Linked DNA regions of Homo sapiens: region 2 is linked to region 1. A link is a contact called in ENCODE Hi-C or POLR2A ChIA-PET data. All regions are on one chromosome and are shown on one strand. Each heading gives the region's core, a stretch centred on a gene start or an enhancer-like site at or near the end of the contact. The rest is flanking DNA. Distances are from core to core; before and after follow the strand shown.

Region 1 (5,824 bases), core at 1,597-4,096:
CAAAGATCTATTTACGTCATTAAGAAAAGCATCACCAATAAAGTTTTACTCCTAATGCTTAATCATTTTTCATTAAACTTTTAATGTGTTATGATCCTTTGGACAATTATATACAAAGAAAAATTAAAATCACACATCATTAAAAACTTTTTACAAAATGCAACCTTATGGTCACAGGAAATGAAAACAATTTAAGTTTTAATGTATATGGACCTTTTAGTTGCAGAGAATAATCTACTGATCAATAAAAGAAATAATAACACAAATATGTTATATTAAAATATATTTGTAGGAATATGTAAAACATCTGTAGAAATGACTGGAATGAGAATATGAATAGAAAGAGAAAAATAAAAGATGTAAAACTTTAAATTCATTAAGGGAATTTTTAAATGGATGATATTAGGCATCAAATCATTATTCTATTGGATTCATTTTGAAAATTGTGTAGCAATTTAATTTTAAACTATTAATATTTACAATGTGCCATAAAGTGCACCTTAGCAATGATTTAAAAATATGACATAAATTTTATATGCCAACCTAAAAATTTGCAGTCACTTACAGAGTTTTGCAAACTTTGGGACTATAGAAGCAAAAATAATATTTAAGCAACTGTTATATATTTTTAAATTTTTATTGTTTTTAAACTTCTAAAACAAATAAACAAAAAAGTATGGTCTTCAAAAGACTAGAAGAATTACTCCAAAATGAAAATGGTTATATTTGGTCACTGGGAATAAACATTTTCTCTCTTCCACTAATTTACTTATTGGTTATATATTTTTCTTGATGAATTTATTAGCTTGAATCATCCTTATAATAATAGCAAAGGTTATGACATTTAGAAATAATTATGTATAAATTTAAACTCAATGACCTGTGAGTAAATGTCCTAGATGTCTTCTTAGGGGCAAAGTTCAGAAGTTTTAGTACTTCCATCTTGTAATAATCATTTCAGCAGTATCGCATAGTTTTTGTTTATTAAAAGATTCTTGGCAGCCATACAAATGACTGGGTTTGCCAGAAGACTGTTGTTTATCAATTAGAATGTTTTTGCATCTGCCACATTTTTCCTTTTTATCTGACATTTTAAATCTAAAAACCCACTGGGTGTTTACAGAGATTTAGGATCTGTCTTGCTCCTACCTCAGCATCCTTCATAAAGCTCTAATACTTTTAACCTCTTACCAAAACAGAGTGACTCACAACTATTAGTGGTCAGGTTAGTCAGAAACTAGATTTAAATTGCTTCCCTGTTTTTCCCCCACCCACAGGGTGAAAGACAATGAATCAGGAAGACTGAGGAGACTATTAACAAGTGAATGAAAGGAAATCTTTACCTAATAGGATATCCAGTCCTAAAAATTGTAGATTTGAGAATTAAACACCTAGCACATTTGAATCAGGAAGAAAGACTAGGCAACTTTGATGGAATTTTCAAATAGGTTAAGAGGCCAGTAGCTCTGTGCTCTAAGCCTAGAGGCAAGCAGAAAAGAACAAGAGTCTTGGGATAAATGGGAAATAAAATGCCAAGGCAGAAAAAAATGAATAACAAACATTTAAAGAGCATTATATTTCACATGTCTTCGATAATATGAAGGACAAAACACTTGTCCTGCCTGGTAAAATAGGGTCTGAAAGATTGTTCCTTCAAATTAAAGGCAAAAATTAAATAAAATAAACCACAAAGGAAGAGCAGTGAAGGAAATAATTTTTCCCTCAATGTCCTTACAAAGTAAGGGAGAGACAGGATAGTCCAGTGAAGGAATATGAAACCAAGTCATTTTAGAGTAAAATGGCACTTTAACTTCATATTGTTATTCCAAAACTCAGTTCCATACTCTCATATTTACAGCCTGAAGTGCTAAGTATGCCAAGGTGCTATATATTTGAGTTGGTTTCTGTTTTCAGACACAAAGAAAGCCTGGTAAAAACTGCTTTCTTATTTCTAGAAAAAGAAAACAAAGGATAACTATTTTGTAAAAACAAACAAAAAATAACAGTTTGGCTTTGACACATAGAATTAAAGAATAATTATTTAATCTCTCTATGTCTAGAGGGAATATTAGTCCATCCAGTTGACTCATCTTCATCTTTCTAGCTTCCAATCAGGTCTGCAATTTAAAGGGTGACAGGAGCATGATACTCTTAAATATCATCTACATTAATGTGAACCACATTTTCACTCCTCTCCCAGTCAAACTATTTATTACAAAGCAGCAGAAAAAGAGAATGGTGTGTCCTCCACAAATGATTGATTTCATAAGCAGTTGTGTCACTCTTGACAGTCACTTTGCTTCATATTCCCCTGCAGATGACCCTGATCATAAAAAAGAATATTCATACTCAAGGCCATTGGAATGAGAACATAAAGGGCTTCCTAAAAAATGGTAAATGGTTTTGAGAACATTATCCAAACATTATTTCCCAAACCCCTAGATGCAAGACTCAAAAGAGAGGTTCATAAAATTATTTATTGCTAGATTTTTCCAAGTGTAGACTTGTGATACCTCCTCTCACTGAGGTTCAAATATAGTGATGTCTGCTTTCTAGATGCTGCAGCTTTCTGAAAGGGAAAACTTGTCATAACATACCTAGAAGACTCTCCATCTGAAGTTGTCACATTATACTCTTGCTGTATCTTGCTTAACCTGATAGAATCAAAATACAATATTCATCATCAACATGTAAAGTTCTGTCCCTCTGAAGGTTTCCTATGTCTCACTAATACACTATGATCCAGGCTCTGCAAATAGATGAAAAGTCATTACCTGATCCAAGTCTTTGGAGGTCTGTCTTCAAGTCCTGGGAGCTTCAGGTGCATTCCAGATCCTTCCAGAGGCAACTGTCAGTGGAACATGCTCTGTTTTAAACAGCTCAAAAGATGGCGCAACTAGAAATTTCTCAACTGGAAGCAGATTAATCATGGTTTCAAATATAACAGATGCTACTAAGGTAAACTTGTTAGGTGAGTTCTTAGCCAGTGATGAAAAAGAATGTGATTGAGACTAAAATTCTCACTCCTGCCAAGCCAATCCTCATGTTCCATGCCTCAAGGGTCAGATGAATTGGAAGATTCTCAGCAGAATCTGAGACTCTCTACTTAGAAAATAATTTCCACCAAGGGTGGATGAAATGACCCCAGTCATACGAGCATCTCTGTAAAATGCCACATCCTCCTGCCTCATCCAGCTGCATCACTTCTAATGCTACCACATTGTCAATTATTGCTTTGGCTTTTCTGAATTTCTTTTACCTTGGTATGTAAATTGGGCATTAGAATTGGTAGGAAATAGTATATCCAATTCTTTCAAGATCTCTAGCTAGCTAAAGGCAAATAAACAAAAACAAAACTGGCTTTTTTTTTCTACTCTCCAACCAATCTCTTTCTTGCCATGTAAGCTGTCTTGTGTCTGCACTCCATGAAAGTTTGAAATCAGATAATCTGGAATTCCAGAACTGCATAGAGCTCTATTTTCAGTAGTGGGCATTTATATTATCGAAAATTACAAGGGTAATTACAAGTCCAGTTTGGGTAAATTAAAACAACCAAATTTCTAAAATGATCTCAAAACTAATATTTTCCATGCTTCAAAGTAATCTGAAGAGGAAGAGTATTCCTGAATTATTTCCTGAATTTTCATCATTGGTTCAGACATGTCTATATACACGCAGAGCATAGGAAAGAATTGCAAACACACTTGTATCAGAACGTGCATTTTAGTCAGGTAGGACTTAGTGGCATGAGGTTAGTTTAAATACCTTCAAGTTTCTTTGGATTGTGTCAGTTACTAATTAGGTTCCATTAGAGTCAGTTTGATTGGAAATTGTAGTTGGAATTGGCTTTGCTTCCATTACTATAATAGTTTCAACCACTTAATTATTTACAGATTTACTTGATTTATGAGAAACGTTTTATATTCTTATATTTTTAATGTATAATTCCACTTAAAATGTAGTACATTCTACTGGCATGCCAATTTGAGTCTCTGAAATAAAACATAGCAACTGGAAAGATAGTTCATGTTTTGGCAATATACAAACTGCTGGAATCTAGTCTATGCTAGCAAATACAAACATTTCTATACTAGAAAACACAGATATTCTTGGGGAAAAAAGAAAAGAAACGATGGAATTTTCAATTATTACATAGTTGATCTTGAACTATTTTGCCAAACATTTTCTGCAATGCATTCCTACCCACAGGAAATCCAAATCATTGTAGTTTGGGGCACTTTTACACTGAATGGGTTATTCATCCATATAAGGACCCTTTACTGCTTTGTTTATTCTTTTATAAATTTTATTTAATTTATTTTGACCTTTGTCCCTGATCCCTACTTTCATTCAATCTCTAGTTTATCCTAAAGAGTGACCATATCACTGTAAAGTATATAGCATATATGAGATTTTCATATATTATTTTATTATAAATCTCATTGTTTCCTACTTTTCTTACTGTACATTATGCCTGTGAACTGGATTGTCTCCATAATTTGTGGGGCCCAGTGCCAAATTTTAAATATGGGACTTCTTATGAATAATAATTTAAAGATGATGACAACAAAGTGTCTAAGTGTGAGGGCCTTCTAACCACACCTTCTAATCCTCTAGAGTTGCATATTTCACACATCTATAAAGCAGGCCTGGCTTGTGAGAATCCAACATGTTGCATTAAGCATATGTTGTTTGTTACTTCTTACTGTAAAACCTCCACCTTTAAACTGTCCTATTCCCCAATGACCGATAATTTCATTCCCTTAAATTCTGCACCATTAAATATGTCAGCATTTATATGCCCCACGATGGAATAGTGTGCATGCCATACATCTAGGAATGAGAATTTTTTGGTCATAGGTCATATGGTTGATCAATTTTACTATATATTTCCGGATTATTCCAGAAATAGGCTATGCACTTCCATCAACAGTGCTGAGTATTCATTTCCCACTCAGTTTGCTAGTCTATTTCTGTCAATCTGTCATTTCTCTTTTCTTTTTCGTTTTTTTTTTTTTTTTTTTTTAACGTAGTTTTGCTCTGTGGCCCAGGCTGGAGTGCAGTGGTGCGATCTCAGCTCACTGCAACCTCTGCCTCCGGGACTCAAGTGACTCTTCTGCCTCAGCCTCCCAAGTAGCTGGGACTACAGGTGTGCACCACCATGCCCGGCTAATTTTTCTGTTTGGTAGAGACAGGGTTTCACTATGTTGGCCAGGCTGGTCTCAAACTCCTAACCTCAAGTGATCCACCTGCCTTGGCCTCCCAAAGTTCTGGGATTACAGGCATGAGCCACCACGCCTAGCCATTTCTCTTTTCATTTATGATTTAATTCATTGAACAGAAATCCATCTCTGTTTACACACATACTTGTATAGTAATATTTATGATTTTAGGGTCTTTAAAAAATTATTTCTCCAATCCCAGGACACAAAATAAAGGGGCTTTCCCTTCTCCTGTCTTGGTAGTGGCTTTAGGGCCCTGCAGAAGGGTAGGGCCCATCTTCTCTTTCACTCCCTCTCCTTGCCTTATCATGCGGAAGTAGGTGTTTTTCCATGAAACACTTCATCTCCTACTTCCATCAAGGCTTCTAACACCCCCAAGGTATGTGGGCGGATCAAGAGAAAGAACCTTGCCCTCTAACTGACTCATGCTGCCCATACTGCATGGCCAGGATGTTTACCCAGCTGCTTGTATTCCAGGTGTTAGGGAGGTCTTATAGAGAATGCATCTTTTAGAATGGAGCTGAGCTGAGTCTGTAATCTACACACATTTTAAAATTTGTGCCTTTAGGTCTGAACCAGGAATTTATTGTTTTCTTAAGGAG
Region 2 (5,824 bases), core at 1,498-3,997, 220 kb before region 1:
ATTGTTCTCGTGGTAGTAAGTCTCACGAGACCTGATGCTTTATAAGGGGAAACCGCTTTCACTTGGCTCTCATTCTCTCTTTTCTGCTGCCCTGTAAAACACGCCTTTCGTCTTCCATCATGATTGTGAGACCTCCCCAGCCAAGTGGAACTGTGAGTCCATTAAACCTCTTTTTCTTTATAAATTACCCAGTCTCAGGTATGTCTTTATCAGCAGGGTGAAAACAGACTAGTACAGTGGACAAGGGATTTTACTCTGGAGTGACAGAAATCTTTTGGAACTAGATAGGGACGGTGGTTGCACAACACTGAATGTGCTAAATGCCACTAAATTGTTCATATTAAAATGGTTAATTTTAAGTTATGTGAATTGAGCTTCAATAAGTTATTTTTTAAAAATAAAAAACATACTGCCTTGGAAAGAACCTTGATAAGTACAAAATTTTATTGCTGAAGACAGCCTGCTGAATCAGTTGATTCACATGCCTTATTTCTGTAGGTAAGGAAATTAAATTTCCTAAAAGTGATATAATTTGCCCATGGTCTTTCCCAAAGTCAAGAGCACAGCAAATGTCTTCTAGTTGCTTGCTTTGCTTTCCTTGTCAGCCTTTATATTAGAAGGAAACATAATTGAGCTTTTTTTCTTTTTAAATCAATCTGTAAATGCCTTTTTCTCTTGGAAAAAGTGCAAAGGAGAATTTTTAAACCTCCTCTTCAGGCTCAAGAATATGAATTCACCATGCATTCCATTGGTACATCTGGGACCCAGTGAGACAATGAATAATTCATGTAAACAACTGTAATTTTTCACTGCCATCTCTTGTTTACCTGATAGAGATGCACGGGTAATGCTCCTTGATTGAGAAAAAAAAATCTAATTATCTCCATTTGGTTTTAGAATGTCTTGTCGTCCAGATAATGTCAAGGCATTTACTTCAAACAAACAAATTAAATAAAGCCAGTCTGCAATGCTCTTAATCTACCTTCCCTCCCCCAGAGTCCTTCTCTGTTTTTTCCTCTCTTGTCTTCTGCATCTCCTATCCCCATCCTGAAGTCCAGCAAGCTGTAGTGACAGACCTTAAGAGTATCACAGGCTTCCTTTCTAAATAATATTCCCTTCCCTGGATTTTCTTTCCCTTTTCCATTTCTCTGTCTGGTTATTCAAACATATACAGGAATATGGATTTTACTAAGTCCTTTAATTATAAAAACATTACAAAATTAAAAATATTATAATTATATAGCAACATTACTAATATGAAAATATATGGCTTTAATTAAGAAATGTTTTTTTGTCAAACAAGTTTGTTCTTCCATGAGGTAAAATTTAATACCTAGTATTATTTAATCAACTGGCAATTCCTTTTGAAAAATATCCTTTTAATGAGTAATTTCTTAAATCTATTTGAAGGCATCTTCACACCAGATCAAAGGTAATATAATAAAAGCTATTCACATTCTCATCAGAATGGTACTTTTTAATATAGTAACTATGGGATCTCAGAAGATGTACAGCAGAGCCTCCATATGGCACTGAAAAAAGACAAGAAACTAGCTAGTTGGCACTCGCATAGTTACGGATCAAATATTGGTGCCCCCGCCATTAATATGCTGAAACCTCATCCTCGTTGCAATGGTATTTGGAGGTGGGGTCGTTGGGCGTTGGGAGATAATTAGGTCATGAAGGTAGGGTCAGGCCCTCGTGATAGTATTTGTGTCCTTATAAGCAGAGACATGAGAGATGATTTCTCTCTCCCCCATTTGAGGGTAGGGCAAGAAGGTAGCCATCTGCAAATAAGGAAGGGAGTCCTCATCAAGAACTGGACTATGCTGGCACCCAGATATCAAATTCCAGCCACCAGAACTGGGTGACAGAAATACAGTGTTGTTTACGTCACCCAGTTTATGGTATTTTTGTTGTAGCAGTCCAAATGAAGGCCTGCCTTTTGATAGTTTAAAAAACAACAACGTCTTCTTGGACATCAGTATGCTAAATCTCTAAGAGCCACTAAGTCATGTTTTCATCAGCTCTCCCCGAGATAATATATTCTGGCCTTATGAAGAACAAAAGAGTAGAAAAGAAAACAAATTTTAAGAAATTTGTTGCAAAGAGCAGAAAAGCTCTTTGCATCTTAGTTGTCTTCCCAGTAAATAACAAGCCAAATTCTTTTAAGAACAAGGAGTTGAAGGTTTACCTTTCTTTCTTAATCATTGCCAAATGCATGACATTTCTCACGCATTCTTTTCACAGAAGATATTCTCTTGCCAGATAATTCTGCAAGACATGCCAGAAGAGAAACATCTGCTTTCCACATTTAGGACCTCCTCAGCTGGTTTTGCAACAGAAACCTCAACCTAAGGTCAAATCATTGTAATAACACAGTCTCCAACACAGTTGATGTGGTTGCAATGTGAAATGAATTGGGAGAAAACAGAAGTGAACCAGTGTGGCGCCAAATAAAATGTCAAATTTCCACAAGCAAAATCCTACTAAAAAGAAACTAGGAACAATTTGAGTAGCTGAGAATAATCCACAAACATTCTGCTTTGCTCTTCTACAACTGACAAGGCCTATGGAAAGAATGATTTCTGCCCTGCATGACAACAAAGAAAGCCATTTCCAATTCAGTCTGTAAGAGAAAAGGAAACAAACAACTTCAGCAAATATTTACCGGATACTACATTAGTTTGTGAGGGCTGCCAAACAGAATACCACAGACCAGATGGCTTAAACAACAGAAAATTATTTTCTCACAGTTCCGGAGGCTGGAAGTCTGAGATCTAGGTTTTGGCAGGGATGGTTTCTTCTGAGATCTCTCTCTCTTTGGCTTGCAGATGGCAGTCTTCTTTCTGTTTTCCCATGGTCTTCCTTCTGTGTATGTCTGTCCTAATCTCTAATTATAAGGACACAACTCATACTGGATTAGTGCCCACTCTACTAGCCTCATTTTAACTTAATTATTTGTGTAAAGGCCCTATCTCCAAACTCAGTCATATTCTGAGGTATTGGGGGGTTAAGGACCTCAACACATGAATTTGGGGGACACAATTCAGCCTATAACAAATACACATGAGGTGTCAGGCACTGTGTGCAAACTGACTAGCACTGAAAATCAAAGGAAGTTCTTAATTGTTTCTTTTTTTTCTACAGAAACACAAATCTGAAAAGAAATGAAGAACCATCTTTGCCTTAGGATGTGGCAAATGGAGCTTTGGAACTGATTCATATTCAAAAGAAGGATCTCCTGCCCTAGCAACACAGCAAGACCTCATTTCTACAAAATAGAAAAAAAATAGCCAGGTGTGGTGGTGAGTGCCTGTAGTCCCAGCTACTCGGGAGGCTGAGATGGGAGGATCGCTTGAGCCTACGAGATCAAGGCTGCGGTGACCCATGATTATGCCATTACACTCCAGCCTGGGCAACAGTGTGAGACCTTGTCTCAAAAAAAGAGAAGGTGCTGTCTGCCTGTTGTGAAAGAGACCTTCCATAGATAGTTTATCCAATGAACACTGGTGCTCATGCACATGTGTGTGTAGTGGCGTCTCCAGGTTGGTTAACAGGGTCTCTGCCTCACGACCAGTCCATTACTTAGTGATGTGGTCACATTTCTGTTGGTTCTTTCAGACACAGCCCCAGGGCCTCATTCTGCCAGCCAAAGTCAGGCTCTGGTTTGCCGCCTCCAACAGTCCCACTCTGTGAGATCCTGGTTAATTTGGTTTGTACTTGGCAAAAAAAAAAAAAAAAAAAAAAAAAAAAAAACCTACAAAAAAGTGCCAAGAATGTCTCCTTTATTTAGGAAATACAATATACTTTCTTAGTGAAAATGAGTTCTCTTCTAGTTTGCTATTCAGAAGGGACATAATGGTTTTGCATACTCATAGCTTCTCTTTCTAGTCTTTCTGGAAATCTAAGATGCTAAATGTTCTTGGCCCTCAACTGAGTCCTTTCTATCTTTAGGCACCATTCAATGTCCATAGCTTTTTCATCGGACAACTCTCATTTTACATCCTCTTAGTGTATTACTATAATTTTTAATTCTATACAAAGGATCTCACTCATTTCTCAACTATCCATTGTCCCAACAATTATTTTTACTTGAATAAAGAATATAACATTTTCCTTTGATCAAGCATATCAGAATATCATGGTGTGTTTAAGTGTTAAGACACTGAGGACAGCACCACTCAGGAAAAAGTGAGGTGTCTATGGAGCCAGCCTTGCAGAGTTAATCTGCTCTTAACTAGTGGTGGCCATAGACTAAAGTCTCCATGCACAAGGCAAGCCAAGCTCTACTTCTGAAGTCTGATACCTGAGCTCTCCATAGCTAGAAGATTCCATGAAACAGAAACAAGCCACTGACTTGCCCATAGTAGGTGGTTCTGTATAAATGAGAACAGGAACAGAATTCAGGTGACATGATACCAGAATTGAGAACTAGACAAGCAGGGAGGGTTGATGCATTAGTCCATTCTCATGCTACTATAAAGAACTGACCAAGGCTGAGCAATTTCTAAAGGAAAGAGGTTTAATTGACTCACAGTTCTGCATTGCTGGGGAGGCCTCAAGAAACTTAAAATCATTGCGGAAAGGGAAGCAAAACACGTCCTTCTTCACATAATGGCAGGAAGAAGTGCTGAGCAAAAGGGAAAAAGCCCCCTATGAAACCATCAGATATCCTGAGAACTCACTCACTATCATGAGAACAGCATGGAGGTAACCACCCCAATGATTCAATTACCTCCCACCAGGTCCCTCCTACTATGATTTAAGATGAGATTTGGGTGGGGACACAGCCAAACCATATCAGATGTTAACCCATCCAAGCACAGAGTACAGGAAATACCACTCTGGAATATGGAAATCATTGAACTAAGCAGTGGAAGCTAGTACATGGAAACATGAGTTGTTTAGGCAACTCAGATACAATGTCATGAGGAAAGCAAAGGCAGGGAGAGCTGTGGCTGGCACAGAAGACATTGGGAAGACAGAAGGTTTCATAGGATTAGTTTGGCCCTGTTGAAAAGTTGTGGAGATCCAGGGAGAGATGGCTGGAGAAGGAAACTTAAACGTTGAAAAGAAAAAAGAAGAAAGCTAGACTAGAGTAATGTAAGGCCCTAAAGGATGAAAAGGGAGACTAAGAAGTGATCACAAGTTTCTCGATCAAGGAAAGGGCTGTCAGCCCAGGATTTCCCAATGTGCCTGGGAGCAATGTCTTCCAAGATAAAGATTTCACCTGCAGAACTAGTCTTCAGTGTCCCAAAGGACCTATTCTCAAATAACTCAACAATATCACTTCCATTCTGCCCTCTGTGTATCTGCAGCTAAGATTTCTCCACACTGTTTCCATCCTCAGGTTTTTCCTACCAATTCAACTTGCTAACAGAGTTAGCAAGTTGACTAAGAATTATCAGTTATTTCTTATGTCTCATTTCTTCTTCCTATCACCCCTGTTCATTTTCACAGTAACAGGTTTTGTACTTTTATCTGAGTCTTTTTTTAAAAAAAAAATCCTCTCTCAAGCTTCTCTACTTTTAGTCTTCTAAATCAAATTAATGAATTGTCTGCTATCCCAGGCCCTCTGACACCTGATCCCTGAATAGAAGTGTTGTTCTTGTATCTTACACAATGATTCACTGCAGAGATATCTCTCTGAGCCTGGGATTTCATGACACTGAAAACACAGAACAAGCTTTATCAATGGCAGCCATATTTCATCTACACATGGAAGCTGTTCACCTACCTCAGGGGAAGGTTTCAGAAACAGATGGTCTGCTTTGGAGACTATATACACTCAGAATTTCTTATTTGGAATTACATTTTACAT

Evidence for each region. A loop is a pair of places that touch in the nucleus more often than their neighbours do. ChIA-PET counts read pairs that join two places held with the same protein, here RNA polymerase II (POLR2A). Pooled maps may share reads with other maps.
Region 2: a pooled map shows a loop between it and region 1 (2.1-fold over the local background). The contact joins the enhancer-like site here to the promoter of LIPK in region 1. A Hi-C loop is called at or near these places in 4 of 37 single-sample maps with no recorded cell type and 3 of 50 pooled maps. POLR2A ChIA-PET finds 5 or more read pairs at or near these places in 2 of 52 experiments (PC-9 and common myeloid progenitor, CD34-positive).

Annotation. Positions count from the first base shown.
Region 1 is chr10:88,703,271-88,709,094 of GRCh38, reverse strand. LIPK (lipase family member K) reads right to left here and starts at 2,846. Exons shown (of 10, transcript NM_001080518.2): 1 at 2,775-2,846. RefSeq lists an enhancer at 5,417-5,824.
Region 2 is chr10:88,923,559-88,929,382 of GRCh38, reverse strand. No RefSeq gene overlaps it. Among named protein-coding and RNA genes, the nearest start is that of ACTA2-AS1, 6.2 kb to the left of the region's middle. Within about 2 kb of position 2,747, at least 2 of the 41 ENCODE cell types and tissues checked have a DNase peak (open chromatin) inside an H3K27ac peak, as active enhancers do.